2 separate regions of the Homo sapiens genome follow, and region 1 is linked to region 2. The links are chromatin loops, found by intact Hi-C in ENCODE. Cell type or tissue: transverse colon. All regions are shown on one strand. Links, peaks and the distances in the headings refer to the core of each region. The heading gives the core; the rest is flanking DNA. Region 1 overlaps TAOK1 (TAO kinase 1). Region 2 overlaps TAOK1 (TAO kinase 1).

Region 1 (5,377 bases), core at 230-5,229, 55 kb after region 2:
AACATGGTGAAACCCTGCCTCTACAAAAAATACAAAACTTAGCCCGGTGTGGTGGTGCACACCTGTAGTTCCAGGTACTCAGGAGGCTGAGGCCAGAGAATCACCTGAGCCCAAGAGGCAGAGGTTGCAGTGAGCCGAGATTGTACCACTGCATTTCAGCCTGGGCAACAGAGCAGATCCTGTCACAAAAAATAAATAAATAAATAAATAAATAAATAAACAAATGAAAGAAAGAAAAAGAAAAAAATTTGCTTTAACTTATGTGTTACTTTTTTAGAATTCTTAGCACACCTTTTTTATAAGTCTCATGGCTTGCATTGCTATAGAGTTAAATACTGCAGAACACAGACTTCCACTGATTTCTACTTCTGTAAAGTCCCATTCAGAGTCAATCTTAGTCTTGTGGAGGTCTAGGATTATTATTTGACAGATATACCAAAGTCTGTTTCTTTTATATGCATTTGTGTGTGCGTGTGAATTAAAAAAACTTATCAAATTTGCTGTTTTAATTATTTTTTAACATTTGCACAAACATTACCACCATCTACTTCTAAAACATTTTCATCACCTGAAATAGAAACTCTATATCCACTGACAGTAACTCCCATTTCACCCTCCACCCAGCCCCTGGTACCTGTAATCTCCCTTGGTCTCGATGAATTTGCTTAGATATTTCTAGATATTCATAGAAATGGAGTCAAACAATATTTATTCTTTTGTTTCTAGCTTATATTATTTAACTGATTGTTTTTGAGCTTCATCCATATTGCAGTATCTGTGAGAACTTCATTCTTCTTTATAGCTGAATAATATTCCATTGTATATTAAACCATAATTTGTTTATCTATACATCTGTTGATGAACACATGGGTTGTTTCCACTTTTGACTATTGTGAATGATGCTGCCATGAACATTGATGTGTATCTGGTTGAGTCCCTGTTTTCAATTTTGAGTATGTACCTAGGAGTGGATTTGCAGGTTCCTATAGTATTCTGTGTTTGTTTGTGGGACTGCCTAACTGCACCACAGCAGCTGCACCAGTCTTTGTTCTATGTCTATGGATTTGCCTATTCTGGATACTTCATAAAAAAGAAATCGTACAATATTTGACCTTTAGTTTCTGGCTTACTTTTTTTTTTTTTTTTTTTGAGATGGAGTCTCGCTCTATTGCCCAGGCTGGAGTGCAATGGCACGATCTCGGCTCACTGCAAGCTCCGCCTCCCGGGTTCATGCCATTCTCCTGCCTCAGCCTCCCGAGTAGCTGGGACTACAGGCGCCCACCACCACGCCCGGCTAATTTTTTGTATTTTTAGTAGAGACAGCGTTTCACCGTGTTAGCCAAGATGGTCTCGATCTCCTATAGGCACGTGCTACTAACCCCTGGCTAATTTTTGTCTTTTAAGTAGAGACGGGGTTTTGCCATGTTGGCCAGGCTGGTCTCAAACTCCTGACCTCAAGTGATCCTCTTGCCTTAGCCTCCTGAAGTGTTGGGATTACAGGTGTGAGCCACCACACCTGGCCTATTTTGAGTTAGATTTTTTGTTTTGTTTTGTTTTTGTTGTTTTGAGACAGAGCGTCGCTCTGTTGCCCAGGCTGGAGTGCAGTGGTGCGTTCTCAGCTCACTGCAACCTCCGCCTCCCGGGTTCAAGCAATTCTCCTGCCTCAACCTCTCGAGTAGCTGGGATTACAGGTGCATGCCACCATGTCTAGCTATATTTTGAGTTAGTTTTTATATATGGTGTGAGGTAGAGGTCTAACTTCATTCACTTAGGTTTTTTTGTTTTTTTTTTTTTTGAGACAGGGTCTCTCACTCTGTTGCCCAGGCTGGAGTGCAGCAGAGTCATCATGGCTCACTACGTCCTCAGCCTCCGTGGGCTCAGGTGTTCCTCCCACCTCAGCCTCCAGAATAGCTGGGACCACAAGCGTGCACCACCAGGCCCAGCTAATTTTTTTGCTTTTTTTTTTTTTTGGAAATGGGGTTTTGCTATGTTGCCCAGGCTGGTGTTGAACTCCTGGGCACAAGCAGTCCACCCACCTTGGCCTCACAAAAGTGCTGAGATTATAGGTGTGAGCCACCACACCTGGCCCCAACTTCATTCTTTTGTGTGGGTAAATCTAGTTTTCCCAGTACATCTGTTAAAGAGACTGTTATTTCCCCCATTGAATTGTCTTGGCATCCTTGTCAAATCAGTTGATCATATTTCATAGATTAATTTCTGATCTCTTAATTCTATTCCATTTATCTGTATGTCTATCTTTATGTCAGTACCACACCGTTTTGATGACTGTAGCTTTGTGGTAAGTTTGAGATCAAGAGGTTTTATTCCTCCAACTTTGTTATTCTTCTTAAGGTTTGTTTCAGAGCTCCTTGAAATTTCATATGAATTTGAGGATTGGCTTTTTTTTTTCTTATTACCACTTTCCAGTTGACGTGGCTTTTTTATTTCTGCAAAAAAAGACTTAGAATTTTGATAGGGATTGTGTTGACTCTATAGATCACTTTTGGTAGATCTATAGATCACTGTCTTAATAATATTAAGTCTTCTGATCCATGAACACAGAATGTCTTTCTAAACATTTATTTATAGCTTTAATTTCCTTGAGCATTATTTTGCATTTAGTTGCAAATGTTTCACCTCCATGCAACATATTCTTAGGTTTTTTTGTTTTTTTGTTTTTTTTTTGTTTTTGAGACGGAGTCTCACCCTGTCACCCAGGTTAGAGTGCAGTGGTGCGATCTCGGCTCACTGCAGCCTCGGCCTCCTGGGTTCAAATGATTCTCCTGCCTCAGCCTCTCAAGTAGCTGGGACTACAGGAGCATGCCACCATGCCCAGCTAATTTTTTGTATTTTTAGTAGAGACGGGGTTTCACTGTGTTAGCCAGGATGGTATTTTTTGTTTTTTGTTGAGACAGTCTTGCTTTGTCACCCAGGCTGGAGTACAGTGGCACGATCTTTGCTCACTGCAACCTTTGCCTCCCAGGTGATTCTCCTGCCTCAGTCTCCTAAGTTGCTGGGATTACAGGTACACACCACCACACTTGGCTAATTTTTGTATTTTTAGTAGAGACAGGGTTTCACCATGTTGGCCAGGCTGGTCTTGAACTCCTGACCTCAAGTGATCTGCCTGCCTCAGCCTCCCAAAGTGCTGGGATTACAGGTGTGAGCCACTGCATCTGGTCATTCCTACGTATTTTATTCTTTTAGATGCTAGTGTAAGTGGAATTACTTTCTTAATTCCGTGTGAAATTGTTCATTGCTGATGTATAGAAACATAGCTGTTTTTTGTATCTTCATCTTGTACCCTACAACTCTGCTGAGTTTGTATGTTCTAGTATCTTTCTGTTGGATTCTTTGAAATTTCTACGTACAGTATTATATCATTTGCAAATGGAGATGGTTTTACTTCTTTCTTTTCAACTTGAATGGCTTTCGTTTTTCCTGTCTTGATACCCTGGGCTAGAACTTCCAGTACAGTGTTGAACAGCCGTGGTGAAAGTGAGCATGTTGTCTTGTTCCTGATAGTAGTGAGAAAGCCTTTTCAGCCTTTTACTATTGAGTATGGTGTTAGCACTGGGTTTTTAATAAATACCCTTTATCATGTTGAAGAAGTTCCCTTTATTCCTGTTTTTTTGAGTGTTTTTATCATGAAAGTATTGGATTCTGTCAAATGCCTTTTCTGCATCAAGCTGGATCATGTGTTTTTTTTTTCCTTCATTTTATTAATGTGGTATATCAAATTGATTGATTTTGTTAGTTTAAATCACCCTTACATGTCTGTGATAAATCAAACTTCATCACGGTTTGTAATTCTTTTAATATGCTCTAGGTTTCTGTTTGCTAGTATGGTGTTGGGAATTTTTCATTCCACATTTGTAAGAGATGCTGGTCTGTAGTTTTCTTGTGATGTCTTTATCTAGTGTTGGCATCAGGGTAATACTGGCTTCATAGGGTGAGTTAGGAAGTGTTCCCTTCTTTTCTATTTTTTGATAGAGTTTGTGAAGGATTGGTATTAGTCTTCTTTAAATGTTTGGTAGGGCCGGGCGCGGTGGCTCATGCCTGTAATCCCAGCACTTTGGGAGGCCAAGGCAGGCAGATCACCTGAGGTCAGGGGTTCGAGACCAGCCTGGACAACATGTCAAAACCCCGTCTCTACTAAAAATACAAAAATAAGTTGAGTGTGGTGGTGCATGCCTGTAGTCCCAGCTACTCGGGGAACTGAGGCATGAGAATCGCTTGAACCCGTCCATGAGGTGGAGGTTGCAGTGAGCCAAGATCATGCCACTGCACTCCAGCCTGGGGGATAGAGCGAGACTCTGTCTCCGGGAAAAAAAAAATGTTTGGTAGAATTTCCTAGGGAAGCCATTTGGTTCTGAAGTTTTCTTTCTTGGGAGGTTTTTGATTACAGATTCAATCTCTTTACTTATGATAGGTCTGTTGAGATTTTCGATTTTCTTGAGTTAGTTTAGTTTGTAAGTTTCTAGGAATTTGTCTATTACAGGTTGAGCATCCCAAATCTGAAAATCCAATGCTTGTTGGAGCATTTCAGATTTTGGATTTTCAGACTGGGGATACCCAGCCAGTAAGTGTAATGCAAATATTCCAAAATGTGAAAAAATTTGAAATCTGAAACACTTCTGGTCCCAAGCATTTTGCACAAGGTATACTCAACCTATAATGTTCTCATATAGTTCTATTTCTTTTTTTGTTTTGTTTTGTTTTTAAAACGGAGTCTCGCTCTGTCGCCTAGGCTGGAGTGCAGTGGTGTGATCTCAGCTCACTGCAAGTTCTGCCTCCCGGGTTCACTCCATTCTCCTGCGTCAGCCCCCCAAGTAGCTGGGACTACAGGCGCCTGTCACCACGCCTGGCTAATTTTCTGTATTTTTAATAGAGACGGGGTTCCACTGTGTTAGCCAGGATGGTCTCGATCTCCTGGTCTTGTGATCCGCCTTCCTCGGCCTCCCAAAGTGCTGGGATTACAGGCGTGAGCCACAGCATCTGGCCATATAGTTCTATTTCTGTAACGTTCTCCCATTCTTTTCTTCTCTTTTTTTCTTTTTCTTTTTTTTTTTTTTTTTTTTTTGAGACAGAGTCTCACTCTGTCTCTGTCTCCCAGGCTGCAGTGCGGTGGCATGATCCTGGCTCACTGCAACCTCTGCCTCCTGGGTTCAAGCACCCCTCCCACCTCAGCCTTCCAAGTAGATGGGAATATACAGGTGCATGCCACCATACCTGGCTAATTTTTGTATTTTTTGGTTGAGATGGGGTTTCACCATGTTGGCCAGGCTGGTCTTGAACTCCTGACCTCAGGTGATCCGCCCGCCTCGGCCTCCCACAGTGCTGGGATTACAGGCGTGAGCCACCACCCCAGGCCTTT
Region 2 (5,377 bases), core at 224-5,223:
AATACAAAAATTAGCCGGGCGTGGTGGCACTTGTCTGTAGTCCCAGCTACTCGGGAGGCTGAGGCAGGAGAATCATTTGAACCTGGGAGGCAGTGGTTGCAGTGAGCCAAGATCGTGCCACTGCATTCCAGCCTGGGTGACAGAGTGAGACTCTGTCTCAAGAAAATAATAAAAAAGTTAAAAAATGGCTGGGTGCCGTGGCTCACGCCTGTAATCTCAGCACTTTGGGAGGCCAAGGTGGGCAGAACACAAGGTCAGGAGTTCGAGACCAGCCTGGCCAGCATGGTGAAACCCTGTCTCTACTAAAAATACAAAAAATTAGCCGGGCATGGTGGCGCGCACCTGTAGTCTCAGCTACTCAGGAAGTTGAGGCAGGAGAGTTGCTTGAACTCAGCAGGCGGAGGTTGCAGTGAGCCGAGATCGTGCCATTGCACTCCAGCCTGGGCAACAGAGTGAGATTCCGTCCCCCCCCAAAAAAATATATATATATATATACATGTATACATGTATATATGTATATTCATGTATGATACATGTATACATGTATACATGTATATTCATGTATGCATACATGAATATACATGTATGTATATACATATATACACGTATATATACACGTATGTATATATGTATACATGTATATTCGTGTGTATATATGTATATTCATGTATGTATATATGTATATACATGTATATATATGTGTATATATATATATGTATGTCACCATTTACTAGTGTAAATGTGTAACTTTTTCAGTTTTTGTTTTTTTGAGATGGGGTCTTGCTGTGTCACCCAGGTGGGAGTGCAGTGGCACAGTCATGGCCCATAGCAGCCTCTACCTTCAGGGCCGAAGCCGTGAGTAGCTGAGACTGCAGGCCTATGCCACCATACTTGGCTTATTTTAAAGTTTTTTTCGAGAAACGGGGTCTCTATGTTGCCCAATCTGGTCTCAAACTCATGGGGGCTCAGGCAGTCCTCCCTCCTCAGCATCCCAAAGAGCTGGGATTACAGGCATGAGCCACAGTACCAGGCCTGTGGTAACTTCTTTATTTAACTATTTATGCCTCACCTTTTCTTTTCTTTTTTTTTGAGACGGAATTTTGCTCTTGTTGCCCAGGCTGGAGTGCAATGGCATGATCTCGCTCACTGCAACCCCTGCCTCCCAGGTTCAAGCGATTCTCCTGCCTCAGCCTCCCAACAGCTGGGATTACAGGTATGCGCCACCATGCCCAGCTAATTTTTTGTATTTTTAGTAGAGACGGGGTTTCTCCATGTTGGTCAGGCTGGTCATGAACTCGTGACCTCAGGTGATCGCCTGCCTTGGCCTCCCAAAGTGTTGGGATTACAGATGTGAACCACTGCGCCAGGCTTCTTTTCTTTTCTTTTCTTTTCTCTTTTCTTTTCTTTTTTAGAGATGGAGTTTTGCTCTTGTTGCCCAGGCTGGAGTGCAATGGCGTGATCTCGGCTAACTGCAACCTCAGCCTCCCAGGTTCAAGTGATTCTCCTGCCTCAGCCTCCCGGGTAGCTGGGATTATAGGCATGTGCCACCATGCCTGGCTAATGTTTTTGTTTTTTTAGTAGAGACAGGGTTTCACCATGTTGGCCAGGCTGGTCTTGAACTCCTGACCTCAGGTGATCCACCCACCTTGGCCTCCCAAAGTGCTGGGATTACAGGCGGGCATGAGCCACCACACCCGTTAATGTGAAGATAGTATATACTGGGTTGTTTAAATAGGATAATGCTTGCTAAGTACTTAACTTACTGCCTGATACATGCTAACACTCAATAAATTGTTGGCTATCACACACTAGCTGCCTAATATAAATGTTTATGAGTACATTGAGATAATTTTTTTTTTTTTTTTTTTGAGACAGGGTCTCACTCCTGTCACCCAGACTGGAGTGCAGTGGCACGATCTCGGCTGCCTGCAGCCTTGACCTCCCAGGCTCAAGTGATCCACCCACCTTTGCCCTCCAAGTAGCTAGGACTACAGGCAAATGCCACTGCCTGGCTAATTTTTGTATTTTTTGTGGAGATGGGGTTTTGCCATGTTGCCTGGTCTGGTATCGAACTCCTGAGCTCAAGTGGTTCCACCTGCCTCAGCCTCCCAAAGTGCTGGGGAGAGTCTAATATTTAAGGATGAGTTGCATTATATAATTTTGATTTGATATTGGATTTATTTTTATTTATTTATTTTGAGACGGAGTCTCGCTCTGTTGCCCAGGATGGAGTGCAGTGGCACAATCTCGGCTCGCTGCAACCTCTGCCTGCCCTGTTCATGCCATTCTCCTGCCTCAGCCTCCCAAGTAGCTGGGACTACAGGCGCCCGCCACTATGCCTGGCTAAATTTTTGTATTTTTATTAGAGACGGGGTTTCACCGTGTTAGCCAGGATGGTCTTGATCTCCTGACCTCGTGATCTGCCCGCCTTGGCCTCCCAAAGTGCTGGGATTACAGGCGTGAGCCACTGCGCCTGGTGATATTGGATTTATATATCTGGAGTCTGACATACATTTTTGAAAGAAATAGTTAGAATATCAAGGTAGCTTAGTAACTTTTTGCACCTATAATGGACTACTGTGTAGTACTTAATGGGAGTTTTTTTCTTTCTTTGGGATAGATTCTCGCTCTGTCACTCAGGCTGGAGTGCAGTGGTGAGATCAAAGTTCACTACAGCCTCAATCTTCTGGACTTAGCGATCCTCTCACCTCAGCCACCTCAGCAGCTAGGACTACAGGCGTGCACCACCACACCTGGCTAATTTTTTTTTATTTTTAGTACAGACGAGATCTCACTATGTTGCCCAGGTTGGTCTTGATCTTCTGAGTTTAAGTGATCCTTCTGCCTTGTTCTCCCAAAGTGGTGAGATTATACACAGGAGCCACTGTGCCCACCTCTGATGGGAGTTTTTAATTTATCACAGGTTTTCTTTTTCCTTTGCTGGATATAAAGCCTGTCTTAAGAAATGACATTTCAGGCCGGGCGTGGTGGCTCAGGCCTGTAATCTCAGCACTTTGGGAGGCCGAGGTGGGTGGATTGCTTGAGGTCAGGAGTTCAAGACCATCCTGGCCAAAGTGGTGAAACCCCGTCTTTACTAAAAACACAAAAATTAGCTGGGTGTGGTAGTGGGCGCCTGTAATCCCAGCTACTTGGGAGGCTGAGGCAGGAGAATCACTTGAACCAGGCAGAGGTTGCAATGAGCCGAGATCGCGCCATTGCACTCCAGCCTGGGAGACAAGAGCAAAACTCCGTCTCAAAAAAAAAAAAAAAAAACAACAAATGACATTTCTTTTCCAGTACTTACTTTGTTTATTTAAGAAAAATTTGGTATCCCTCTTCTACCTCCTGGAGCTCTTTTTACCATCCCTGTCTTTGAAGGGATTCAGAGTACCCATGCTCTTCTACGCATTTTTATTTAGGTATCTTTTGTAGGTATGTCCTTACCTTGAAAGTGCCTTACGTTCCAAAATGTATTAATTCAACAAACTTTAAGTGATTATTATGTGCCAGATAAGACAGTATTTCAGCCCTGGGAGAATTCCACCTTCTGAATAGTTTTCTCAAGCTAGATAATCATAGGAAAGCAAGGACTTTCCCATAATTTTTAGTTCCTCTAAGCCAGTGCTTTCAAACTTTAGTTTGTGATCCATTAATGGCTTGTAAATTCAATTTAGTGAGTCACAATAACAATTTTAAAAAGTAATGGGGAGTGTCAGTGTGGTGCATAAAGTAAGGGTAAACATTATTATGGGAAACTTTTGTTTGCCTCTTTTTTTTTTTTTTTTTTTTTTTGATGCCAGGGTCTTGCTCTGTTGCCCAGGCTGGAACGCAGTGGTGTGATCATAGTTCACTGCGGCCTCCACCTCCTGGCTCAAGTGATCCTCCCACCTCAGCCTCCTGAGTAACTGCGACTACAGGTGTGCACCACCACACCCGGCTAATTTTTGAAAAAATTTTTTTGTGCAGACAGGGTCTTGCTATGTTGCCCAGGATGGTCTCAAATTCCTGATCTTAAGTTATCCTCTTGCCTTGGCCTCCCAAAGTGCTGGTATTACAGGTGTAAGCTATTGTGCTCAGCAGTTTGCCACATTTTTATATGTTCTGGGTACCCAGTTACACTGTTATAAAGACATACCTGAGACTGGGTAATTTATAAAGAAAATAGGTTTAATGTGCTCACGGTTCTGTGGGCTATACAGGCATCTGCATCTGGGGAGGCTTCAGAAAACTTACAATCATAGCGGAAGTGGAAGTGGGCATATTTTCCCATGGTTGGCAGGAGAGAGAGGGAGAGTGTGCATGTGTGTGGACACGCAAGCGAGTGAAGGGGGAAGTGCTACAAACTTTCCACTTTCCAACAACAGTAGCTCTTGAGAACTCACTATCAACTAGAACAGCAAGGGGGAAATCCACCCCAATGATCCAATCATTTCCACCAGGTCCCTCCCCCAACTTTGGAGATTACAATTTAACATGAGATTTGGGTAGGGACACAGAGCCAAACCATATCACTTTCTTTTTCTTCTCTTTTTTTTTTTGAGACAGGGTTTTACTCTGTTGGGAGGCTGGAGTGCAGTGGGGTGATCATGGCTTGCTGAAACCTCTGCCTCTTGGGCTCAAGCAATCCTCCCACCTCAGCCTCCTGAGTAGCTGTGCCACCACGCCTGGCTAATTTTTGTACTTTTTGTTCTTTTTGTTTGAGACGGGGTTTCGCCATGTTGGCCAGGCTGGTCTTGACTCCTGGCCTCAGGTGATCTGCCCACCTTGGCCTCCCAAAGTGCTAGAATTATAAGCGTGAGCCACTGTGCCTGAACTAAAATTTCTTTTTTTACCTCATCCCTTTTACTTCTAATCTTCTGTCTCTGAAGTATGCTTGTTTTAGTTTGCTTTTTCCTTTTTCTTTCAACAACTCTCCTTCAATCTCTACTGATTCATCTGTAGTCTATTTAGTCGTTATATTGGGTATATTTACCTTTCCTAGGTTTCAAAGCTTAGGAGATAGCAAGGACTTTGCCTAAAAGGTCCTGGGCAGGGTACCAGTAGTTTTGGATAATCATGGTAACTTCTGAGGTTTTTGTATTAAGGAACGTGTTATCAGATATCTAATGTCACACACTATGTGTGAGTGCAGTTTCTCATGAATTGCAGAATTTTAAAAAAAGAAGACTTTCTATTTAATTTTTTTAAGACGGTCTCAGTCCCCTTCCCTATGCTAGAGTCCAGTGGCACACAATGATGGCTCACTGTGCCTCTACTTCCCGGGCTCAGGTGATCCTTTTACCTCAGCCTACCAAGTAGCTGAGACTACAGTCATGCGCCACCATACCTGACTAATTCTTTTGTATTTTTTGTAGAGATTAGGTTTTGTCACATTGCC

The links. Peaks named below come from ENCODE experiments on the same cell type or tissue, not always from the same donor. Only the 100,000 strongest peaks of a DNase experiment are listed, where the experiment ranks them.
Region 1: a loop joins it to region 2, with 2.0 times the contacts of the local background. A loop is called at or near these places in 15 of 110 quality-filtered maps.

Annotation. Positions count from the first base shown.
Region 1 is chr17:29,452,029-29,457,405 of GRCh38, forward strand. The region is part of intron 2 of TAOK1 (TAO kinase 1); the gene reads left to right. Among named protein-coding and RNA genes, the nearest start is that of MIR4523, 64 kb to the left of the region's middle. RefSeq lists an enhancer at 3,394-3,443. In transverse colon, for the core only: no CTCF peak of the experiment used is centred there; no DNase peak of the experiment used is centred there.
Region 2 is chr17:29,397,136-29,402,512 of GRCh38, forward strand. The region is part of intron 1 of TAOK1 (TAO kinase 1); the gene reads left to right. Among named protein-coding and RNA genes, the nearest start is that of MIR4523, 9.2 kb to the left of the region's middle. RefSeq lists an enhancer at 4,223-4,292. In transverse colon, for the core only: no CTCF peak of the experiment used is centred there; a DNase peak (open chromatin) is centred at 2,996.